Linked DNA regions of Homo sapiens: region 2 is linked to region 1. The links are chromatin contacts, found by Hi-C in ENCODE. All regions are on one chromosome and are shown on one strand. Each heading gives the region's core, a stretch centred on a gene start or an enhancer-like site at or near the end of the contact. The rest is flanking DNA. Distances are from core to core; before and after follow the strand shown. Region 1 holds the start of WRNIP1 (WRN helicase interacting protein 1). Region 2 overlaps GMDS (GDP-mannose 4,6-dehydratase).

Evidence for each region. Hi-C counts contacts between places; a loop is a spot of excess contacts on that map.
Region 2: a loop to region 1 is called in a map of PC-9, with 5 times the contacts of the local background. The contact joins the enhancer-like site here to the promoter of WRNIP1 in region 1. A Hi-C loop is called at or near these places in 1 of 168 maps with a recorded cell type or tissue (PC-9).

Annotation. Positions count from the first base shown.
Region 1 is chr6:2,761,847-2,766,919 of GRCh38, forward strand. WRNIP1 (WRN helicase interacting protein 1) reads left to right here and starts at 3,547. Exons shown (of 7, transcript NM_020135.3): 1 at 3,547-4,598. The coding sequence starts at 3,777. It also overlaps a transcript of MYLK4 not described here. RefSeq lists enhancers at 2,112-2,991, 3,089-3,383 and silencers at 2,838-2,927, 3,308-3,357, 3,518-3,977, 4,148-4,467.
Region 2 is chr6:1,915,424-1,920,570 of GRCh38, forward strand. All of the region lies in intron 7 of GMDS (GDP-mannose 4,6-dehydratase), which reads right to left. Among named protein-coding and RNA genes, the nearest start is that of FOXC1, 310 kb to the left of the region's middle. RefSeq lists an enhancer at 4,202-4,747. Within about 2 kb of position 2,373, at least 8 of the 41 ENCODE cell types and tissues checked have a DNase peak (open chromatin) inside an H3K27ac peak, as active enhancers do; they include PC-9, where a contact is called at or near this core.

The sequences.
Region 1 (5,073 bases), core at 2,297-4,796:
TTTACATAATATAGGATAGAAAAGCACAAGTAGAAAAAGGAAATGGCATTATACTATATACATTAGGTTTTGTTTTTATTTTTTGAGACGGATTCTCGCTCTGTCGCCAGGCTGGAATGCAGTGTTGTGATTTCGGCTCACTGCAACCTCCACCTCCTAGATTCAAGTAATTCTCCTGCCTCAGCCTTGCAAGTAGCTGGGACTACAGGCTCGCACCGCCACACCCAGCTAATGTTTGTATTTTTAGTAGACAGGGTTTCACCATGTTGGCCACGATGGTCCCCAACTCCTGTCCTTTTGTGATTCGCCCGCCTCAGCCTCCCAAACTGCTGGGATTACCGGAGTTTATATTAATTCTATCTCTCTTAATTTTTACTCCCATAGTACACAAGTTTCCCATGACAATACTTTTGAAAACCCTATTAACAATAAAGTTGGACGTAAAATTAGGTCTATATGCAACTCTACTGTCTAATCTTGAAACACGTCCTAAGAGACTTAAGGTACCAAAATACTAACAATGATTACAAGTAGACTTGTAGATTTTCCACAGCATTATTTTCTGAAAAAAGAAATTTTAGGCCTTATATTAAGAGATTCAAGAAATTTGTTTCCATTTTAAAATTTTTTGGATGGGTTAATTGATCATGTGGCCACGTTATCTCTATAAATGTTTAAAATCAGTGTACTGTATTTCCACATTTAGTAACACTTTTCTTGAAAACCTTGCTTTGAGATCAGCCCTAAAACTTGTTTTGCAAGTATTCACTTCTGTGATGCTCCTGCAATAATCCTTATGTGCTCGCAGTCAATGAGTTTTTACTCTCATTAACTTGATGAATAAACGCATAGACCCTCACGGAAACTGTTAACAGTTCTTAAACACAGTGCAGAGTTTCTTCTTTCTGGTAGCTTCCTGATCTCGCCGGCTCAGAAATCAACTGGCAGACCTTCCCGGAGACCGTTAGAGGTCTTAGGTCAGCATCTCTTAAGTTAGCCGTTCCTGCCAGTGGGTTCAGTGGGTTTGTGGTCTGACTGCCTTCAGAAATAAAGCTACAAGTCTCCACAGTGAGTATTACCACTCATTAAGACAATTCAGACCCAAACACCAGCTAATGCAAAAAATAAAAGAACAAAACACCCACACAAGCAAAAGAAAGCCAAGCGGGTCTCCATCGCCAGCTCTAGCAGCCTGCTTTTATTCTCTCATCTGGCCCCACCCACAACCTGCTGATTGGTCCATTTTACAGAGAGCCCATTGGTCTGTTTTACGGAGAGCTGATTGGTCTGATTTGACAGGGTGCTGATTGGTGTGTTTACAAACCTTGAGCTAGATACAGAGTGCCGATTGGTGTATTTACAATCCCTTAGCTAGACATAAAGGTTCTCCAAGTCCCCACCAGACTCAGAAACCCAGTTGGCTTCTCCCATTAATTTCTGAACTGGGGCTGCAGTATAGAGTTGCTTGCTAGTCCCACGTAATGAGCCTGCATTGCTCAGCTCTGGGGTGGTGAACGGCCCTGGGTGCCGTGAGGCAGTAAGCAGCGCTTCTCAGGGAGGCTTGGGCCGCGCAGGAGTCCCCAGTTGGGGGGAGGCTCAGGCATGGCAGGCCTGAGCCTTGCGCTGCGTGGAGGCAACTACGGCCTGGCGAGAAGTGCTGTCCCAAGTGCTAAGCTCCTCACCGTCCTGGGCCGGTGGTGCAGGCCGCTCCGAGCGCGAGGCTTATCTGAGCCTACTCCCACCCGGAACTCGCGCTGGCCCGCAAGCACCGCGCGCAGCCCCGGTTCCCGCCCGCGCCTCTCCCACCATACTTCCCCACAAGCTGAGGGAGCCAGCTCCGGCCTTGGCCCGCCCAGGAAAGAGCTCCCATAGTACAGCGGCAGGCTGAAGGGTTTCGCAACCACGGCCGGAGTGGACGCCAAGGCAGAGGAGGCGCTGAGAGCGAGCGAGGACTGAGAGGGCTGCCAGAATGCTGTCACCTCTCACTGCTGAGGGACAAATGAAAAAAAAAAGCTCACGGTCGGGCGCAGTGGCTCATGCCTGTAATCCCAGCACTTTGGGAGACCGAGGTGGGCGGATCACCTGAGGTCGGGAGTTCGAGGAAGAAACCCCGTCTGTACTAAAAATCCAAAAAAATTACCTGGGTGTGGTGGCGGACGCCCGTAATTCCAGCTACTCGAGAGGCTGAGACAGCAGAATCACTGGAACCCGGGAGGCGGAGGTTGCCGTGAGCTGAGATTGCGCCATTGCACTCCAGCCTGGACAAGAGTGAAACTGCGTCTCAAAAAAATAATGAAAGCTCACGATCCTCTTTTGGTAGTTTCACGTTACATGATGATTAAAGTTTAACTTGTTTCTCTAGCGTTTCTATTAATCTTATTTTTGAGCCTAACTTTTTTAGTTAGAAACAACTCTTAACCAGCCAGCCAGGCGTGGTGGCTCAGCCTGTAACCCCAGGACGACTCCAAAGGCTAAGGCGGAAGGGTCCCGGGCGCCCAGGAGTTCAAGGCTGTGAGCTCTGGTCGCGGCCCTGCACTCCAGCCTGGGCGACAGAACGAGTGAGACCCTCAATGTGCTCTTGCCCAGATGAAATAAAAATTCAAGTTTTGGCCAAATTTCGGAAAAGTCTTCATTCTCCCTCAATTCATTTACCTCTTCTAGTTACCAAAAATGCCTGTTTTGAGATACATGTTTTAAAACGGGAGACTTAGACAAAAGCAAAAAATAACATGGTAATTCATTCAAAGATGCAGACTACCACACTTGTTTTAATCTGATATTCTTTCCATTTCTATCCGTCTAGGACGTAATTGCACACGGGCGCCTCCCATCATTTGGTTGCTAAGGAGACAGAAGGCTGGTGTTTCCGATTTGCCACTATTACACAGCGGCCCGCGAGAAGCATCTCTTGGCTCGAAGCGCGCTGTAGGTGAACCGCCCTTGACTTAAACGCCAACACATCTAAAAGGGGGCGAGGGACGCTTTATTTTCATTTCCCTGACCACTACTGAGGTGAGCATTTCTTTCACTCGCGTACTTGTTTGTATTTTTTCTGCTGTTCACGTCCAATAGAACACTGGTTTTCTATTGGAGGCTTTTGGGTTTTTTCCCCCATTTCCCTTTCGTTACAAACGACCCGCTGCGGCCGCCTCCTGCTTGTCCCCACAGGCCCATTCAACAGCCCAGCACGGAAGGCCGGGAAAGCGGCGCTCGCCGCTCCAACAACCTCGCGCAGTCCGTGGCTCCTCCCTGCCCTCGCGCGACTCGCAGGCCTGGGCGGAGGGCTGCGTCCGCCACCGCGCAACCTCGCGCACGCGCACCACGCTCGCCTCGCAACCCCCCCCCCCGCCCCTCCCCCGCCCCCGCAAAGGCTGTTCTCAGAGTCGGAAATGGACGCACGGCAGCTGGGGCGAATGGCCGCGGACTACACTTCCCGAAGTGCCGCGCGAGGTATTCTCGGCGGTGATTGGGGCAAACGGCCACGGACTACACTTACTTACATGCCGCGCGAGGCGCCTCCGCCGCCGGGGCAAACGGCCACGAACTACACTTCCCGACACGCCGCGTGAGGCGCTGCCAGCGGCCGGCCGAGGGCGGGCGGACGCGGGAGCTGCGGACGTGAGGCATGAGCGGCGCCCTCCTCCGGCCCGCGAGCGTCCTGCTGGTTCCCCGAGCGAGGGTCTCGCGGCGCGGGGCCTAGCGGAGGGCATCGAAGGCCTCCGCGTGCGCACGGGTTGCTGCGGCCGCGCCGGGCGCCGGGGAGGGCGGCGGCCGCCATGGAGGTGAGCGGGCCGGAAGACGACCCCTTCCTTTCGCAGCTGCACCAGGTGCAGTGCCCCGTGTGCCAGCAGATGATGCCCGCCGCGCACATCAACTCGCACCTGGACCGCTGTCTGCTGCTCCACCCGGCGGGGCACGCGGAGCCCGCGGCCGGGTCGCACCGCGCCGGGGAGCGGGCCAAGGGGCCCTCGCCGCCCGGCGCCAAGAGGCGGCGGCTGTCGGAGAGCTCGGCGCTGAAGCAGCCAGCCACCCCGACGGCAGCCGAGAGCAGCGAGGGCGAGGGTGAGGAGGGCGACGACGGCGGCGAGACCGAGAGCCGCGAGAGCTACGACGCGCCGCCCACACCCAGCGGCGCCCGCCTTATCCCCGACTTCCCGGTGGCCCGCTCCAGCAGCCCCGGGAGGAAGGGGTCGGGGAAGAGGCCGGCGGCCGCCGCCGCGGCGGGGAGCGCGTCTCCGCGCAGCTGGGACGAGGCGGAGGCGCAGGAGGAGGAGGAGGCCGTGGGCGACGGCGATGGCGACGGGGACGCGGACGCGGACGGCGAGGACGACCCGGGGCACTGGGACGCGGACGCTGCCGAAGCCGCCACCGCCTTCGGGGCCAGTGGCGGGGGCCGCCCGCACCCCCGGGCGCTGGCTGCCGAGGAGATCCGACAGATGCTACAGGGCAAGCCGCTGGCCGACACGATGCGTCCTGACACGCTGCAGGATTACTTCGGGCAGAGCAAGGCCGTGGGCCAGGATACCCTGCTGCGCTCGCTCCTGGAGACCAACGAAATCCCCTCGCTTATCCTGTGGGGGCCGCCGGGCTGCGGCAAGGTGAGTGCGGCCTTGGCCGTTGGGCTTCCGTAGTTATCTCGGCGGTGGATGCAGCTGATGGTCGGAGAGCCGGGTGTGCTGCCCTCGAAAGAAGCCGCCTGCCTCTCCTGGATAAGGGGGTGCAGACTTGGGCTGGGCTGGGGCAGTGCCTGGTCCACAGGTGGAGTCTGTGATGGGTGTGAAAAGGGCACACACCCCCAGATTGGTAAGGCAGGCTTGCCGGGTTTGCAAAAGGACGATGTCTGTGAATCCATAGTTTTACAAGATGTGGACTCTTAGATTTGATCTGCCTTTATCTTCCATCGGTCTCCCCGCCCCCTCCCCAGACTTTGATTTAGTAACCGAATTCGCAAGGAATCAGCATGTTTAAATTGTAAAGAAACATTTGTATATTCCGTTTGTACATAATAACGGATTCAGCTTTGAAAAAAATCAAATTAATTCTGTTGTGCTTCCTTCCTTTTCCACTAGTTGT
Region 2 (5,147 bases), core at 1,123-3,622, 850 kb before region 1:
TCCAAGGGCAAGCAGCAGGGGCAGCCCAGGGCCGGCACGGTGCAGGGCCAGCAGCTCCCAGCTCCGGAGGAGGACGCTGGGGCCCTGCCCAAGGCCGAGAATGCATGCTCCAGACAGCGGCCTTTATTCCATGGTGGAGACAGTGATGGTTTTAAGTTGAAATATGACAGTATCTGTATCTCAGAAAGGCGACTCTGGCAGCCATGTGGGAGGCAGAGAGAGCATCACAGTGCAGGGTACAGCCAGCACAAGGGTCGGCCGAATGAACGCGCCTGATCTGGGCCAGACTCAGCAAGCCTCTCTCTCTATGCCTTATGTTTTCCCTCTAGTGAGAAAAATATGAGAATAGCACGTATCTTACCAGACTCCTGTGAAAGTAAGCTTGTAAAAGTGTCCAGTAGTTCATGCATTTTCAGTACGCAATAAGGTTTTGAACTTGAAAATAAAGACTAACTGGATATTTTAATTCATGGTTTCAGGCTCAAGGAAGGCTTTGACTTTAAAATAACAACTGACCATTAGAGCTGTTCATAAAGAAAGGGCCATATTGGGAGGTGGCAACACCTTCACCATTCAGACATGTCCCGCCCAGCCACTGCTCACGCAGGCTTCGCAGGTGGAAGCTAAGCTGTACCTGAAGATCTTGGCATTCTTACTGGTGTAAAAACTGTCATTAAGCATTTTTCAATATACAATCATGGTTTTTACGTAGTTTAGCCCTTTATTCCTATGATGTTTTTGCTACCCCATTCTAGACTGACAACATGGCTGTAGGGAAAGGAAGACCAGCAGCCACCTAGTTACAAGGTAGCACGCCCACAGTGACCAGCGCTGATGAAACGTGAGGGTGCAGCTGAAGGAAAATGGGGCGTCTGCCAGCTGCTCACCAGGCTCTATCAACCCTTCACGTGCGGGGGTGGGGGGCTGTTCATACTCAAGATGCCATTAGCGCAGATTCTCCAAAGTAAGAGTTTTCATATTGTATTCCTACCCCACAATCTGTGAAAGAAAGGGAGAGAGAGAGGAGATGAGCTGAAGGGAGGGGAAGGGAAAGGAGGGAAAGGGAAGAGGGAAAAAGAGAGGTAGGGATGAACAGAGGGAAAGGAGAGTGAAAGAAAGAGAGAGAGACGAAAAAGGGAGGGAGAGAAAGAGAGAGAGCCAATCGTGGCACAGTGACTTAGGAAGAATCCTACTGAAATGCTCAATAAAGCCAGTGTAATTTCTTTGAGCCCCACTGGACTGCTAACATTTGAGAGCACAATACCACGCGCAATTAAACAAGCAAACCCACAATTCATTAGGGATAATTTTAATAGATGACTCATTAGCCAGCCAGTTAATGATGCTTTGTTTTCCCAGAGGCCCAGGCAGATGCTTAACTACAATGAGGCTTCTACTGCCACTGACAAAAGGCAATGGAATCTAAACCACCCATGCCACGTCTTCAAGCTTCTTCAGGTTTTTTTTTTTTTGAAGATAAGGATCAAATGAAACGACTTCTGTTAAACTTGTATTTCCTGTACAGAATGGATATCTTCTTCAAATTATATGATTGTACAACTATTAAAGGACTGCTTAATGTAGAGGAAGTCTGTTTAGGACACAGGGACTGGCCTTTTCACATGTGGCTCCTCAGATGTTCTACAGTTTCCTTCACACTCAGTTCCTCACACTGGAGTGGTTTCACAGGATGATTAGAGGTATTAGGCCAGCAGTAGAGATGCTAGTTTATATGTAATACCTAGCGAGAGGAATACGTTTGCTACACAATCAACACTTGAAGTCACTAAAAAAAAATGACTTTAAAAATCTCACAAGAATGACTAAATATACCAAAAATCAGCCCAGAAACATGGCACAGTATCATGGTAAGTCACTGCACTGAGGAGTTGGCAGAGCAGGGCTGGAACCCACTGCCTGATACCAAGAGAAGACATCAAACAAGGGTTTCTCCTTTCAATGTCAGCCTTTTCCTATGAAAATGACAAAAAACAATCCGTGCTCTCCTAACCATGGTCAAATATGTGTTGGGAGAATCAAATACAAAGATGTAAATGACAAAGCACTACAGGAATAGAATAGGACAATCTTCCAGGGTTTAAAATAAGTTCTAGTGATAGATCTTTATATTTTATTTTCAAACTTGAAATTTGAGACCCAGGCAAAACCAGCAAGTAATTCTTGACTAAAGGACACACTGTAAGAAAAAGCACATGAAACTATGCAGCCCTTGAAATCCTCATCTCTGCCTTTTTCTGTTGAGACAAAGTAGGCGCAGCTCTGCTACCTTGAATGGGGTATCTGTATCCTGTGGACTTGGTGACAGAATGCCCCGAGAGGCAGGATGCCAGCCGAGTCACCTTCCTGGAATGCAACCTGTACCCTCCAACACAGGCACCCACAGACTATCGCTCTGCTCTGTGAGTCAGAAGCTGGAGGACGGACCCAAGAACAGGGATATGTCGTCTGAGCATGTGGGTGATGTGCGACCAGGGAGGAAATGAAATCACACTCACGAGGGACAGAAAATGGTACTGCAGAAGGCTTTTCTTTTCTTCTTACTGCACTGTTTCCACAGATATTCCCAGAGCCACTGTCAAATAAATACATAAGAATCTTTAAATTCTATATGTATTTAAAAATAAAGTCCTATTATTACAACATGACCTGCTTCTAATTTGCATGTGTTGGTGATGGGTACAGACTGAGAGAGAGGATAGAGAGGGGAGAAGAGAAGGGATGGGAGAGTGTGACGGTTTTCCATAATAATAGAGCCCTCCTTGGAACTCTGGCTCTCTAGAAGAATCCTCTAACAAATGAGATCCTTGAAAACTGAGAGGAAATAGAGTGATGATCACACAAAAAGGTTTCTGAATGAGCTGATGTCAATATCATCAAGTACTCCCATGGGTACTTGGTCTTATAAGCTAATGGTATATTAGTGATTTTTAAATATTATTTTGTAAAACAGGGCCAGTTTATCCTTCTGCCTTTCCATTTTTCTATCTGCTCAGATATTCTTCCTTTAAAAATAAGAATAAGGCCGGGCATGGTGGCTCATACCTATAATCCAGTCCTTTGGGGGGCCGAGGTGGACAGATCATTTGAGCTCTGGAGTTCAAGACCAGCCTGGGCAACATAGGGAGGCCTCATCTCTACTAAAAAGAAAAAAAAATTCAGCCGGGCATGGTGGTACATGCCTGTAGTCCCAGCTACTCAGGAGGCTGAGGTGGGAGGATCACTTGAGCCTGGGAGATCAAGGCTGCAGTGAGCCAAAATCATGCCACTGCACTCCAGTATGGGTGACAGAGTGAGACCTACCTCAAAATAAATAAGTAAATCAAAAGTAAAAATAAAGCTAGGAATAAAGTCTAATAATAGTAGAATCTAGAGATAATCAGGAAACTGGCCACTGTGTGAGAACATATAGACGTTACTTCCTTTCATTTATGATCTGCACTCAACCAGAAAGAAAGGTGCTTGCAAACATTTTGCTGATATCAAGTAAATCTAGCACAACTCAACCTAAGTGTGGTAAGATCATATTCTGGGGGCAATGTCTTGTGCTAGCTAAAGAAAGCATCTTTTAATAGTAAGAGAAATGGAACACATTTCATATATACAGATTTCATTTTTATAATTTTATAAAGAAATGATGGGCAGGGAGATCCAATTCAGGTATTTACTGGGCATCTGTTATGTGCCAGGCATGTTGGGAGGGATGATTAAAGATAAAGAGGGATAGGATCCAGGTCCTGCCTTCAAGGAGCTTCCCCAAGAGAGACCGACATGAGATAGCTAACAAAGTCCTGACTGCTCCTCAGAGGTCTCCCTCACTTTTCTCTCTATAGTGAGAGCCCAACCATTCTCTCTATGAGAAAAAATGGTAAAAGTGATCTCAAATATTTTACATAACTCTGAGAGGTACTTAGGGAAGCTATCCTATGGAGTAATTTCATCCCTTTCTTTGAGAACTCTACTAATAATTTCCATATGAGGCTTAGGCCAACAATGTAAAGACAATTTCTCAAAGGATTTCTCAATTTTGCCTTTACATAATTCGGCTTCTGTAAACTGTACCTGTAACTAACTGGCCCTAGTAGAAGTCCAATTGTTTTTCTCTTCTAAAAGGAAAAGGAGACTTTCACTTAACTATACCTCAAATTTATCTGTTTGGGGCATATGCAGCATAGTTTCTGAAGCAACTCTAACAAGTCAAAAATCCTCTGGAAATTTGATCCCAAGAGTACAATGGCTTTTGAATATTCTTCACCTTCAATAAGGCATAGAGTAGAAGCACATGGAACCAAGTCCCCAGCCTATATTAAACTTATTTCTCCAGCAAGTCAGTGTTAAACATCTTATTCTTACACGAGATCTGGCCCATTTCCTACAGTATCCATTCCGTGTTGCCAGGTCTTACCGTTGATGCCCTGGGCCATCAATCAGAGTCACAGGGATTTCAGGATCAAATCAGCACTACAAAGCCATCAATTATCCCAGCTGTATTGAAGTCAACAGGTAGAAAACTGAAATAACAGATACAAATGACCCAACACTCACAGAGAGGATTGAACTTTCTTCTTTACCTGAGAAAAAGGATAAGGAGAATCTTTGTGGCATTACTGCTATAATTCCTTCCCACGGAATAAGCAGAAGAGATGTTTTCCAGCATGAAGTGAACGGGGCTGAAAATAAAATGTGTTTCTTTGCTTTCGGGAACATTCAACTTAAAAAAGGTTTTGTTTTGTGTCTTTGGATACAAAGGCAAGATTAACATGCTTGTATTAGAGGGTCCCCTGAGGATGAGCCTGGGAACCTGGAGCTTGGGCTTGGGCATTCAGGTGGCCCAAAAAAGGACAGAGCAGAGCCCCCAGGCTTCTCCACCAGAGCTCTGCAAAGACAAAACATGTAATTTTAGTCAATTATTTCCTGCAATAAAGGTGCTAATAAGTAGGATAAAGCCAAACAGTACTTTAGCATGCATTCAAAAACAGAGATTTGACTTCTAGCTTGTGTGTGTATAGGAAAGAGACAGAGCAAGAGAGATAGAGTGATTAACGTATGGTATGTGTGCAAAAGACTGCCTTGATTGCAAATACGTTTTGCCCTCTCCAGAGTGCATGAGTATAAAGATGAAGCACTGA